3 separate regions of the Homo sapiens genome follow, and regions 2 and 3 are each linked to region 1. Evidence: read pairs that join two places in POLR2A ChIA-PET (ENCODE). Cell type or tissue: MCF 10A. All regions are shown on one strand. Region 1 has its middle 87 kb from the start of PTPN1. Region 2 has its middle 8.6 kb from the start of LINC01270. Region 3 overlaps LOC107985386 (a long non-coding RNA gene).

What was found. ChIA-PET counts read pairs that join two places held together with the same protein. Peaks named below come from ENCODE experiments on the same cell type or tissue, not always from the same donor. Only the 100,000 strongest peaks of a DNase experiment are listed, where the experiment ranks them.
Region 2: POLR2A ChIA-PET joins it to region 1 with 8 read pairs; 4 of 35 experiments call an interaction of 5 or more read pairs at or near these places.
Region 3: POLR2A ChIA-PET joins it to region 1 with 5 read pairs; 2 of 35 experiments call an interaction of 5 or more read pairs at or near these places.

What each region holds. Positions count from the first base shown.
Region 1 is chr20:50,421,247-50,425,246 of GRCh38, forward strand. No RefSeq gene overlaps it. Among named protein-coding and RNA genes, the nearest start is that of PTPN1, 87 kb to the right of the region's middle. In MCF 10A, no CTCF peak of the experiment used is centred here; DNase peaks (open chromatin) are centred at 1,425 and 2,085.
Region 2 is chr20:50,282,162-50,286,161 of GRCh38, forward strand. No RefSeq gene overlaps it. Among named protein-coding and RNA genes, the nearest start is that of LINC01270, 8.6 kb to the right of the region's middle. RefSeq lists a silencer at 3,706-3,755. In MCF 10A, a CTCF peak has its summit at 79; DNase peaks (open chromatin) are centred at 1,870, 2,310 and 3,470.
Region 3 is chr20:50,243,280-50,247,279 of GRCh38, forward strand. The region is part of intron 1 of LOC107985386 (a long non-coding RNA gene); the gene reads right to left. Among named protein-coding and RNA genes, the nearest start is that of PELATON, 22 kb to the right of the region's middle. In MCF 10A, no CTCF peak of the experiment used is centred here; DNase peaks (open chromatin) are centred at 32 and 2,422.

The DNA of each region.
Region 1 (4,000 bases):
GAGCCAAAATCGCACCATTGTGCTCCAGTCTGGGCGACAAAGCGAGACTCCACCTCAAAAAATTAATAAATAATAATAAAATAAATAAACAAAAAAGTAATAAATAAATAAAAATACAAATAAATTTTAAAAATTAAAAGACCCAGTGTGTATTCTAGCTGACATTTTATATCAGATTGTACTGCCTGGGGACATACAAATGTAGTCATAATAAAATGTAGTAAACCAAATTTGGAAAAAATTAAGAAATAAAAGAGGAGTTTCTTTTCCTCTCATGTGAATGAAGTCCAGATGTAGGCAGTTTGGGATGGATTTGGTAACTCTATGAAGCTCTCAGTATCTCAGCTTCTTCCTGGACACCAGTCTGCCATCTCTAGGTGTGGGCCCCACTTTCTCATGATCCAAGATGAAGGCCACTGCACCGGCCTTCACGTCTGCCTTCCAGAATGACAGGATGGAGAAGGAAGGATGATGAGTAAAAGGCAGGCATCAACTAAATCTCTAGGAAACAGTCCAGAAACCTGTCACACTACTAATTTCAACCCCTTGGCCAGAGCTCAGGCACATGGCTGCACCTAGCTGCAAGGGAAGCTAGGAAGGTCTGTGTTTATTCTGCACAGCCATGAACTCAGCTAAAAGCCAATCAAATATTTGTAAATAAACAAAACAATTTTAGATAGTGATGTATCCTGGGAAAGAACAAAACAGGGTAATCTCTTGGACAATGAGGGTGGGAAAATGCCTCCCTCAGGAGGCAGCACAGCTGAGATATAAATGATAATAAGGCCTGAGGGACAAGCATTCCAAACACGAGGAACAGAAAAGCAAGCTGCCTTGAGGCAGAAACAAGCCTGGTATTGTAAAGAAACAGAAAGGCCAGCATGGCTGGAACTGGGACAGGGATGCAGTGGGAGGCGGGCACAGCTGGTAGGAAAGGAGGTCAGAGAGTTCAGCAGGTTAGATCCTGGGAGAAACGGGAAGGCCAAGGGAAAAATCTGGATTTTTTTTTTCTCCTCTAAGTACAGTGAGGCAATATTAGAGGGTTGGGCTGATATGCTATCACTAATGGAGAGAATGCCGAGCTCCCCTGGCTCCTGGAGGATTTGCCATAACCCTTCTGAGCACTTCATTCACTCACCAATTCATTCCTCTCATAAATATTCATTGCTGACCTGCTCTGTGCCAGGTACTGACTTACGGCAGCAGAAATGACTCCTCCAGTCCCCACCCTCAGGAAAAGAAGAGACAGACTGAGCAAACACAAAAGCCTATAAATACAGCTCCCAGATGGCTGCCAGTGGTTTGGAGGGAAGGTAAATGGGGCCACAAGAGGACCTGAGTTCACCTGGGGATGGGAGGGGGTTTCCCACTGGTGGTGATGTTTGAGCTGAAATTGGAATGATAAGGACACTTTGTCTTGTGGTCTGGAGACGGAGAGAACATTCCAGGTAGAGGGAACAGTTTGTGCAAAGGGCTGGAGGCAGGAAGAGAGCTGCATATATCCAGAAACTCACCAGGCTCTGGCCTGGCAAGAGTTGAGAAGGGTGAGAGAGAAGGTGTCTCAAGATGGCCCTGGAGAGGTGAGCAGAAGTCAGATCACAGAAAGCCTGGAAGGGGCCAGGCGTGGGGTCTCACGCCTATAATCCCAGCACTTTGGGAGGCCGAGGTGGGCGAATCACTTGAGATCAGGAGTTCAAGGCCAGACTGGCTAACATGGTGAAACCTCGTGTCCACTAAAAATACAAAAATTAGCTAAGTGTGGTGGCACATGCCTATAATCCCAGACACTTGGGAGGCTGAGGCAGGAGAATTGTTTGAACCCAGGATGGGGAGGCTGCAGTGAGCCGAGATCACGCCACTGCACTCCAGCCTGGGCGACACAGACAGACTCCATCTCTAAATAAATAAATAAATAAATAAATAAATAAATAAATGAAAGTCTGGAAGGAGGGTGGGGCTCTCGTGTTCTGGGAGGATGATTTATGAAGAACTTTGACCCCAAATCCCTGGGAGGGGCCTGTGGCCAATCCCAGACAAGCAGGGCCTGGCTCTCCTTGGACAGTGTTTACAAGCTCGCTGATGACTCGGCCTTCTGCCTTCCTGCGGTTTGCTAATCACTGGGTGCTATGTGCCGGGATGTTCTCCTGCTCCTCAGCCCTGAGAGCACACTCTGACTCATGCCTCCTACCCCAGCCACCCCCTCCCATCACCACCAAGGCTGCCATCTCCCCCCGTGACCCCCAAGGCCCCACAGAATCACACGACCCTGGCACCAGGAAGTGCACCTGTGTCTCCAATCAGAACTGCCCATTTCACAGAGGAAGAAACTAAGGTCCCATGAGAAAAGCCTTTCCCCAAGTCTCACCCCAAGACAGGAATAGCACCAGGGCCCGGTCCCAGGTCTCCTAACACCTGGTCCTAATTTTTCCCACTGTTTAATGACAGAAGAGAGAAAATGAGAAGAAAGGAAGCAGGAAGAGGTGGAGGAGAAAGCAAGGAGGGAGTGAGGAGAGGGAGGGAAGGGGAGCTGGAAAAGCAGTGTTCAAATCCCCAACTCCTAAGTGAGCCCTGGGAGGGGAGGGGAGAGGATTCGTGTTTGTTGGGCACCCACTACACGCCAGGTGCCTCGACTGTGTCAGCTCCTTCAGCAGAATCCTCACAGGAGAATGGATACAATTACTTACTCTAAATGCTTTGGAAAACAGAGAAGCTGTGCAACCCATCTACCATCACACAGCAGTTACCTGGCAGAGAGGAGAATGGAACCCAGGTCTGGCTGCAATTCCTAACCCTAAGCACACTCCAGGCCCCAGGCTGCCTCCAGCCCAGCCTCTGCTCCGCTCCTCTTTTTGAGGCAGTTGCAGCCTCCACTTCCAGAGCCGATCAGCAGAGGCTTTCCCCCGGCTGCCCACAAGCCAGCAGACGGATTTCCTTTGGCCCACAGGGCATTTTAATTAAATTTGAGCTAATGTTCATAAATCAAGAGATTTCACATAAAAATTCAGATTTCTACCTCCCTTAAAACACTGTAAGATTTCACTGGGCTAAATCCACATTCCCACCTGGCAACCGTCAGCTGGGGACAGGGGTATTTGAAGTGGACACACCAGTTCCCCCACACTCCCCAACTCTCCCTGCTGCCTCCCTGGTCCTGAGGCTGAATGTCGGGTGCCATTCATCAAAATGCATACACTGTTGTTTTCTGAGAGCAGGGACGTATTTCTCTGTAACTGTATCTCTTTCAAAAAGAAGAAAACAAGTGCTAATCCAAAAGGGGTCAAGTTTCATGAAAAATGGGGGAATGTCTAATTCTTTGCGGAACCAAGAGATACTCCTTCATGCTTATTATGCAGACGAAGTGTGCCTGAGCCCTCACACCACTGCTTAGCTTCCTAAAATATTTTTTTTTGTGTGTATCTGAAATTCTAATTTAACTGGGCATCCTGTATTTTATCTGGTAACCCTCTCTAGACTAGTCACCTTGCTGGGTGAGTGATCTTGATTGAGCAAGTCATTTAAGTTTTCTGGGTTTCAGGTTGTTCCTCATAGACAGGGTTAATAACAGCATGAGAGGTTGAGGTAGGAGGATCCTTTGAGGCCAGGAGTTTGAGACCAACCTGGGCAACATAGCGAGATTCCCCATCTCTACAAAAAAAAAAATTTTTTTTTTTTTTTTTTAATTAGCCAGGTGTGGTGGCTCATTCCTATAATCCTAGCTACAGGGGAGGCTGAGGCAGGAGGATTGCTTGAGCCTAGGAGTTTAAGGCTGCAGCGAGCTGGGATTACACCACTGCAGTCCAGCCTGGGTAACACAGCAAGACCCTGTCTCTAAATAATAATAAATAACAAGAGGACCTGATGAGATATTACACATTAAGAGCTTAGGACAGAGCCTGGCTCACTGTACATGCTCAGTAAACGTCAGCTGCTGGGGCAGATGACACCAGCTGCTTGCCCAACACCCATTCCCTTGTTCCTCACTAACTGAACCCTGGTTAAT
Region 2 (4,000 bases), 140 kb before region 1:
CCTCAGCCCTTTTCTGGAGGCCCCAGAATCACCAAGAGGTAATCCTGCCTGCTGCCTGGAGGAGGCGATGTGGGAGACTCAGGAACCTGGGGTGTCCCCCAGCCAGGGGGCGGGCGTTGTGATCCGGCGCTGCTGAGCACTGCAGTGCCTTCCCTGATGGCCTTGTGTGCCGCTCCCTGACCCTCCCGTAGAGCAGCCTTCCCATACTGCTGGGTGACACTTGCGTAAATCATTTCACCTCTTGGCTCTGTAAAACGGGACTGGGGTGGTCCCTACCCCTTCAGGGTGTCGTGAGAATGAAAGGCATCAAGTGGGCAAAGCGCTTGGCATGGCCCTGAACCATGGTGGGCATTTGTCACACACGCTCATGGACTTATTCCTGGGTCCCTAGGATACCCTGGAGCTCCTCCCCAGGTTGGACCTGCTGCTAGCATGAGAGGGAAGAAGGGGGACACAGACACCAAAGACAGTTCTCGTCCTCATCTAAATGCTGGCGACTTCCAAGGGCACCTCCCCAAGGCCTCCCCTGAGCCTAGACTCAGGGGTCTCCACCCACCTGTCTCTGTCCCTGCTGGGATGACCAGGAGAAGCCTCAAACCCAGGTTGGCCAGGACTCCATTCCTGATCTGCCCCCCGAAGCCAGTCCTGCCTCTACTGATGGCTCCTGCATCCTCCAGGTGGTCCCCCAAACCTGGGAGTCTCCCCTGCCTTCTTCTTCTCACTTGCTCCCACATCTGATCGCTCATCACATCCTGTCGACTCCACCTTCAAGGTAGACCCGGAGTCTGCCCTCGTCTCCCCACCTCCACGGCCCCCGCTTCGGCCACGGCCACCAGCACCACCGCCTGGACTGGTGCAGTCACTTCCTCCTGGCTTCCTTTTCTCCCTCAGCCCCTCACAGTCTGTTCTCCACACACGACCAGAGGGACCTGTCAGAAGGGACCTATACCTTCCAGCACAGACCCTCCCAGGGATCCCAGCTCTCTGAGTGAAAGCTCCCTGTGGCCCGTGAGGCCGGGTGCGACCCTGGCCCCCCAGCAAACCCTCCACTTGTCTGATGACCTCGCTGCCTCTCTCCCTCGCGTACTCCCTTCCAGCCCTGATAGCTTCCTGCTGTTCCTCAAGAAGCCCTGGGTCTTTCCACCTCAAGGTCTTTGCAGGTCCCTGGAGCCCTTGTCCACCATGGATGTCCACGGCTCCCTCACCTCCTTCAGGTCTGAGCTCGGATGCCACTCTCGACAGCCACCTTCTCTGACCCTTCCCCTGGCTTAAGTAGCCTCTGCCTGCTCGACAATCTCTCCCTCTACGCCCCTGACCATCCCGTGTTCTTTTTTCATAGGGGGAGGGGAAAGGCACTCCCAGGAGAGTGGACAGTGTGGGCCAGGGCCTGGACGTGTGGGCAGCAAGAGGGTGGGTGAGGGGAGAGTGGTGGAGCCTGGGTGGCTGAGCTTCAGGGGGAGGCATCCTCCAGGCAGGAGTGAGCAGGCCAGGGTCACCCTGACTCCGTCAGCCACTGGTTGTGTGACTTCAGGGAGCTCTCTCTGGACCCAAGAACCTGCAACTGCTGTTGGAGACCCACTAAGTGGACCTGTCATCTGACAGAGGGGGAAACTGAGTCTCCAAAGCTGCTGCTGTGACCTGCTGAAAGGGTCAGCCCAGGGATAGGGACAAACCAGGGGCTTCTAGCAGTCACTTGCACCTCAGTGTGAGTGAGCTCCCTGGATTCTTGGCTGTCTGGTAGCCCCTAGACCCCATGGGGCTTGGGAGGCAGAGTGATGGCAGGGCTGAGCCTGGGGTGGAGTCAGGGCTGTGTCAAGTCCCGGCCCAGCCTCTGTCCCGGCCCCTGGCTCCCTGCAGGGTGCTGGATTGCACAATCATACCACCCACAGCTGTGACCAAGGCAGGTGACACACGCTTTCTGGGAGCCACCCTTGGGCCGTGCAGCCTCGTCACACACACAGGGCCACCGATGGCATGGATGCACCCCGGCACATCCTGACTGCGAGGAGTGACTGCTCCTCACACTGCCACTTCCGGGCTGTGTGACTCTGGGCAAGTCACTTCCCCTCTCTGAGCCTCTTTTCCTCTTCTGTAAGAGGAGGTAATATAGTGCCTGCTCCCCTGGCTGTTGGAGGGATTGACTCTGCCCCCGCCATGCTGGCCCTCTGGCTGGTCCTCAAATGCACCGGGCATGCCCCACCCAGGGCCTCCACCTGCGCCCTTCCCTTTGCTTGGGCCGGCCCTTGCACCTCCTTCAAGTCTCTGCTCAAACGTCGCAGCTCATGAGGCCTTTCCTGCCCCTGACACTCCCTCCTTACTGAATTCCTCCCTGCATCTCTCAGTGCTACCTGACTCATCATGGTTCCTGCTTGTTTTGTCTACCCGCTCCTGGGTGGCAGCTCCATCTTTGTCTCTCTTGGTCATCACTGTGTCCCCAGATCCCAACAAAGCACCTCGTACAAGAAAGTGCTCAGTCCATAGTTGCAGAATAAATGAATGAATGAATGAATGAATGAATGAATGGAAAGTGCTTAGCTCCACGCCCGACCCTTAGTAAGCACCTGAAACCCAATGCCGTGTGGTGGTGTTAGCTTTGGCTCCCGATTTCTAGCCCCATCCAATCCCACCCTCATCAGCCCGGCGCCCGTGCTTTCTCTGCCTGGCCAGCTTCCTGCTGCCTGCACAGTCTCCTCCCTGGGTCAGGACGACCTCTGAGGGAATCGTGGGCCTGCACGGCTGGCTCCCTCTGGCTCTGCCTCCAGCTCCTCTTACATCTCCCGGGGGCAGAGGCTTCTGGGAAACAGGCTTTGAAGCTCCCCTGGGTCAGACCCGCTGGGGCCTTCCTTAGGCATTGCCTGATGTGACCCCATTAGTGAACAAATGGGGACAGTGAGACCTAGAGAGGGGCAGCCATGTCCGATGTCAGGCTTCGGGGCTCCCAAAACATCCAGGGAAGCTTCCAGGACTCTGGCTTCTTTGTTGTTTTTGGAACAGAGCTGAGCTCAGGTGCCTGTTTTCTAGATGACAAAACTGAACCCCGTTACAGGCTTTGGAGCCAGGTTTGAATCTCAGTCCTCTTACTTCCTGGCTGTGTGATCGAGGTTTGTCACTTGGTCCCTCTGAGGCTCAGCTTCCTTGTCTGCAAAATGGCACCCTAATGGTACCCAACTCACGGAGGTGTTTGGGGGGACAAGGTCAGCCATCCTGCAGGCAGGTGGGGTCTCTGGCCTCTCCCACGGGGTCCTGGGACTCCTGGCTCCGGAACCCCCAAGGCCCAGCCCCTCCAGGGCCCGCATGGTTCCCTCCTTGCTGGGATAATTTACAGTCCCAGGGCCATAGCTGCTGTTGCTTTATTTTTTTCCCTTCCCCGACTTCTCCCTTCCTCACCCTGGCCTCACTTCTCCAGAACCAGCTTGTTTTTGTTTTCTGTTTTTACGGCTCCATAAATGAGTCACGGGTCTGATTTGATTTAATTTCGTTGTAATTGTTATCTTTTCAAGCTTGTTTTTTTCCACTCGGTTACTCACGAGACCACAAAAACCTAAACAGGACGGGGCCTTCCCCAGCCCGGCCTCCTGGTCCCCCGGGACTCCGGGCCAGGGTCAGCAGCTCCTGGAGACTGAGGTGGGGTCTGTGGAGCTTCTGTGGGGAGGGACTTGGTGTCCCCAGCAGGACTGGGTATCCCGAGTCCCGGGCTGCAGCTCTGTTGCTGGACAGCCTTGAGAGAATTGTTCGAGCTTTCTGATTTCCCCAGCATCCTCCTTAGCAGGCTTTAGAACAGGGAACCAAAACCCAGGCACCTCTGGGCCAGAAGGTGAAAGGATGAGTAAGGTGGCCTGGTGCTGGCTCCGGTGAACTGGAGAGAACAGGCTCTCCTCAGGGGACGGTGGCCTCTGAGCCAGCAGGCGGCCCGGATCTTCCCATTTAGTAAGAGAAGCCAGAAGTCTGAGATTGTATGTGAAAAGTCCTGATTTTTAAATGTTGGCCAACGAGTCAAATT
Region 3 (4,000 bases), 180 kb before region 1:
GGAGCAGCCGCCTTTCACCCAACCCGCTTGTGGTCGGCGGGGACTGAGGAGCGATTCACAGAGGCCCCCGCCCCCTGTCCGGGCATCCAGCCAGGATGCCTCCCAGGCAGGCACCCTTGCCAAGCTGGGCCTGTGCTACCCAGAACTGGGCCTCAGTTTCCCCAGCTGAGAAAAGGGAAGCAGAGCAGCTCTGATAGTGGGGTAGAGCTTGCTGTTTGGCCTCATTGCCCTGAGATCCACTGCTCTGTGCCTTCCCCAGGCACAGATCAGCTGCCCCTGACATGCCAGAGGAGGCCACGGGATCTGGGGCTTTGGGGCCTGACAAGTCTGGGTTTGGATTCATGCTGGATGATTTTGGGTGAGTCTGTTCAGCTCATGAGCCTTTGTTCTCCCGCCTGTAAAAGGGGGCTTGGAGTCCATGATCCTCAGAGGTAAAATGAGAGAAATGACACCTCAGGGCGGCATTCATTCATTCATTCATTCATTCATTCATTCATTCATTCCAAAAGGTGTACTGGCTGTCAACTCTGTACAGGACCAGCTATAGAATGTTCAGTGTCGTGTGCAAAATTAAACGTGATGGTCCTTGTTCAAAATTAAGAATTTCAAGAGGTAACGGCATTAATCCAAGCATGGGGCCCTGTGTGAAGGCATGCGTTGCAGGTCTGTGAGGCTCACTCTGCCTGTGTGCCAGCCGTTATCCCAGGCACCAGGACCAGGCACTGGGCCCCACTAATGAGAGAGGGAAAAATTTCTGTTGTCATGGAGCTCATAACCTGGCAGGGGGACCTAGAGTCCCTGAACCTTCCCAAGGCCAGGTGCCCCAGGAGGCCTGCTCCTCCTGGGCCTGCTGACCAGGCCAGCGGGGTGAGCGGAGGCACCCAAGCTTCCTTCGAGGCTCCGATGTCAGTGACCACCACATCTGGCTGGGCACCCACAATAATAATGGCTTACATTTGCATAAGACTCTGCCCGGGCTGATCCAGGACCCTTTCTCGGATGAACTCAGCATCTTCGTGGCAACCCTATGAGGAAGGCGAGGCAGCATGGCTCACCCTTTGTATGGATGGAGAAACTGAGGCTCAGGCTCACTGGACCATTCAGCCAGCAAATGGCAGAGGCAGGATTTGAACCCAGGCTGTCTGGTGCCAGGGTCTTCATTTCCTCATTCCATCCTCTGTGGATGGGGACAGCGGTGAGCGAGGTGGTTTATGCTGGCAACAGAGGCCCTGCTGGGGATTGAGGCTGGGAAGGGTGCGGGTGTGCTGGTGGCCCGCCAGCTGCCACCTGGGTTGGCCCTGCTGTGTGGCCCTGAGTCACAGCGCTGTGTCCTGGGAAGCTGGTTGTGCTCCGGGCACCCGTGGGGCCTGAGTCACAGCAGAGCACACCCTACCTTCCTGCCTACCTCCCACCTGGGCCCAGGGACAGGCAGGCCCTCTGAGCAGGTTCTTAGGCAGGCAGTCACATCTCTGCCCAACGTCAGGGGCAAGAAAGAGGCACCTGTGTGTGGCTCCAGAAGCACATTCCTGCTTCCTGTCACTGAGCCCAAATCCATCCTTCCAAGCTACCCTTTGGATGGATTAGCTGGCAGGTAAAGTACTGAGCTCCCCGTCACTGGGAGCATTCAAAGCAGGATAGCCTGTCAGGGGTGCTGAGAAGTGTTCCTGAATCAGGTAGGGCCTGCTGCTGGAGTATGTGAATTCCAATGCCCTAAACATGTGCTTATGTGCTAATTTTTGAATAGCTATGGTGAGCAAATGCTACAAAATCCAAAAGTAGAAAGGGGTATGGAATGAAAGGCAATTCCTCACTCTCTCCTTTCCCCAGCCTCTGACTCCCCCTCCTTAGAGGCAGCCACTGTTAACCTGCTATTTTGGCCAGAGTTAATTTATGTACATACAAACAAATATCTATGTTGTCCTTGCCTCCCTCCCACCCTTCCACACAAATGGTAGCCAATATGTTTCTTACAGTGTTCTGCTCCTCATTTTTTTTTTTTTTTAATTATTTGACAACTTATCCTGGAGACTGTTCTAGATCAGCACACAGAGCTGCCTCATTCTTCTTACCTAGCCACATGGTATTCTGGCCCCTTCCCTTTTAAAATCTATAACTGATTTGATTAAAGGAATTTTCAACCCTGAATTCTACATATTGGGATCTGCACTGTCCTTTGCTCTGGTGGTGGCCTGAGAACATTTTCAAAATTTGGCTGGAGACTATAAGCTCTTTCCACATCCGTGGGGATTTTTGTGTTCTGTTTTTAGTTGACTAAGGCGAGGGCAGCTTTTCATTCACAGCTCTCCACGCCAGGCAGGCACTGGTAATCCACTGGTGAGCCCCACGGGCATCAGCTCATCTGCCGACAGTGTGGCCAGGCTGTGGGAGGAGTATGTGGTGGCAGGGAGCCCAGAAGAAAGGGCTTCCTGTGTTTGTTTAAGTAAGGGGTTAGTGATGGCTCCTCAGAGGTGGGACTATTTGGGCAGGGCCTTAAGGGATGCATAGGAGTTCCTACGAGGAGAAGTATGGAGATGGGCTTGCCAGACAGAGGAAACTGCATGATAAGCGAAACTGCCTGGTAGATGCAGAAACTCCTACCAGCATCCACTTACTGAACACCTACTAAGTGCCAGGCACTGTACTACGTACTTTACAAGTCATTGCTGCATTTCAACTCTTGACAGTTGTAGGCTATTACTAGTCCCATTTTACAGATAGGTTAGTTGAGGTTAGATAGGTTAGAAAAGCCCAGTAACTTGCTCACAGCAACACAGCTACAAATATCGAAGCCTGGGTTTGAACCCAGGCGACTTGGGCTCTTGGCCATTCTACTATCCCACAAGGGTCAAAGGGTAGATGGCGAGGTCCCGAATGCTAGATCTTGACCTTTCAACCTTCCCAGCTCGGGTCCTGCCCCTGCTCAGAGGCCCTTAGTTGTTCCCCACTACTCCAGGACTCATCGGCCTGAGCTGCCCTCTCCCTCCAGCCAGGGTGGGCACCTGGGGCAGCATCAGCCTTTCTGGGTCTGGCTGGGTGTGCTGGGTGCTGCAGGAGGAGCCACACATGGTACTAATGGAGCCAGGGAGCAATTAGGGGGGCATATACCCTGGCCTGTGCCCACTGACCGGTTTTGGATGTAGTTGGAGATGGAACTGGCCCTCTAGGCTTTGTCCCCTGGAGGCCTAGGGACTCTGTCTTCAGGGCAGTGCTGGCTGTCACTTTGGCCCAGCCCCTCTGGCTTCCTGGTTGTGAGCAGCCTCTGGACCCAGAGAACTGTTCTCCCGTGTACCCTGTTGGGCACTGGGCCTGGGGCTTTTTAAACCTCATGGATTCTGCAACGTGGGAATTCATCCCTCCATTTGGCAGATGAAAAAAAGAAGGTTCAGAAAGGTGAAACGACTTGTTCAAGGCCACACAGCGAGGAAAGGGCAGAGCCAGGACAGGAATCCAGACCCTGAGTTTGACTCATAACCACCCTCCACTCCTGCCTCCGTGCAAGAGGATTTTCCAACCTGTCTGCTGCTTGGCAGGGGCTTAATCAACCTCCCTCTCTCTCTCTCTCTCCTGGTCTTCAGGAAAGGGGCAATGAGCCCATTGCCACGGGGTACGGCGGAGCTTGGATGCTGCACCCAGGACTGAAAGGGGGACCTGTGGGCGGCCTCTGCCTCTCCCCGCGCAGCGTCAGGACACAGGCCCACATTCCCTCCTGGCTTCTCCCTGAAGGGAGAGAGAATAATAGTTGGTTCAAATGTCAGGCCTGCTCCGTGCTGGTGGGGAGACTGGTTGAGCAGGTCCGCAGGAGGGACGGAGGGAGGAAATTATTAATAATTGCAAAGCAACCAGCCACACTACAGGCCTTGAGTTGTGTCTGCGTTTGTCTTTGGAGGTGTGGAGTTGGGGGTGCTGATCCTGGGGACCCAGCCCAGGGGTCAGGACAGCCTGGGGACCAGCTGCAGCTTCCCAGAAGCCTGTGTGGGTAGGGGAGATGATGGGGGCACAG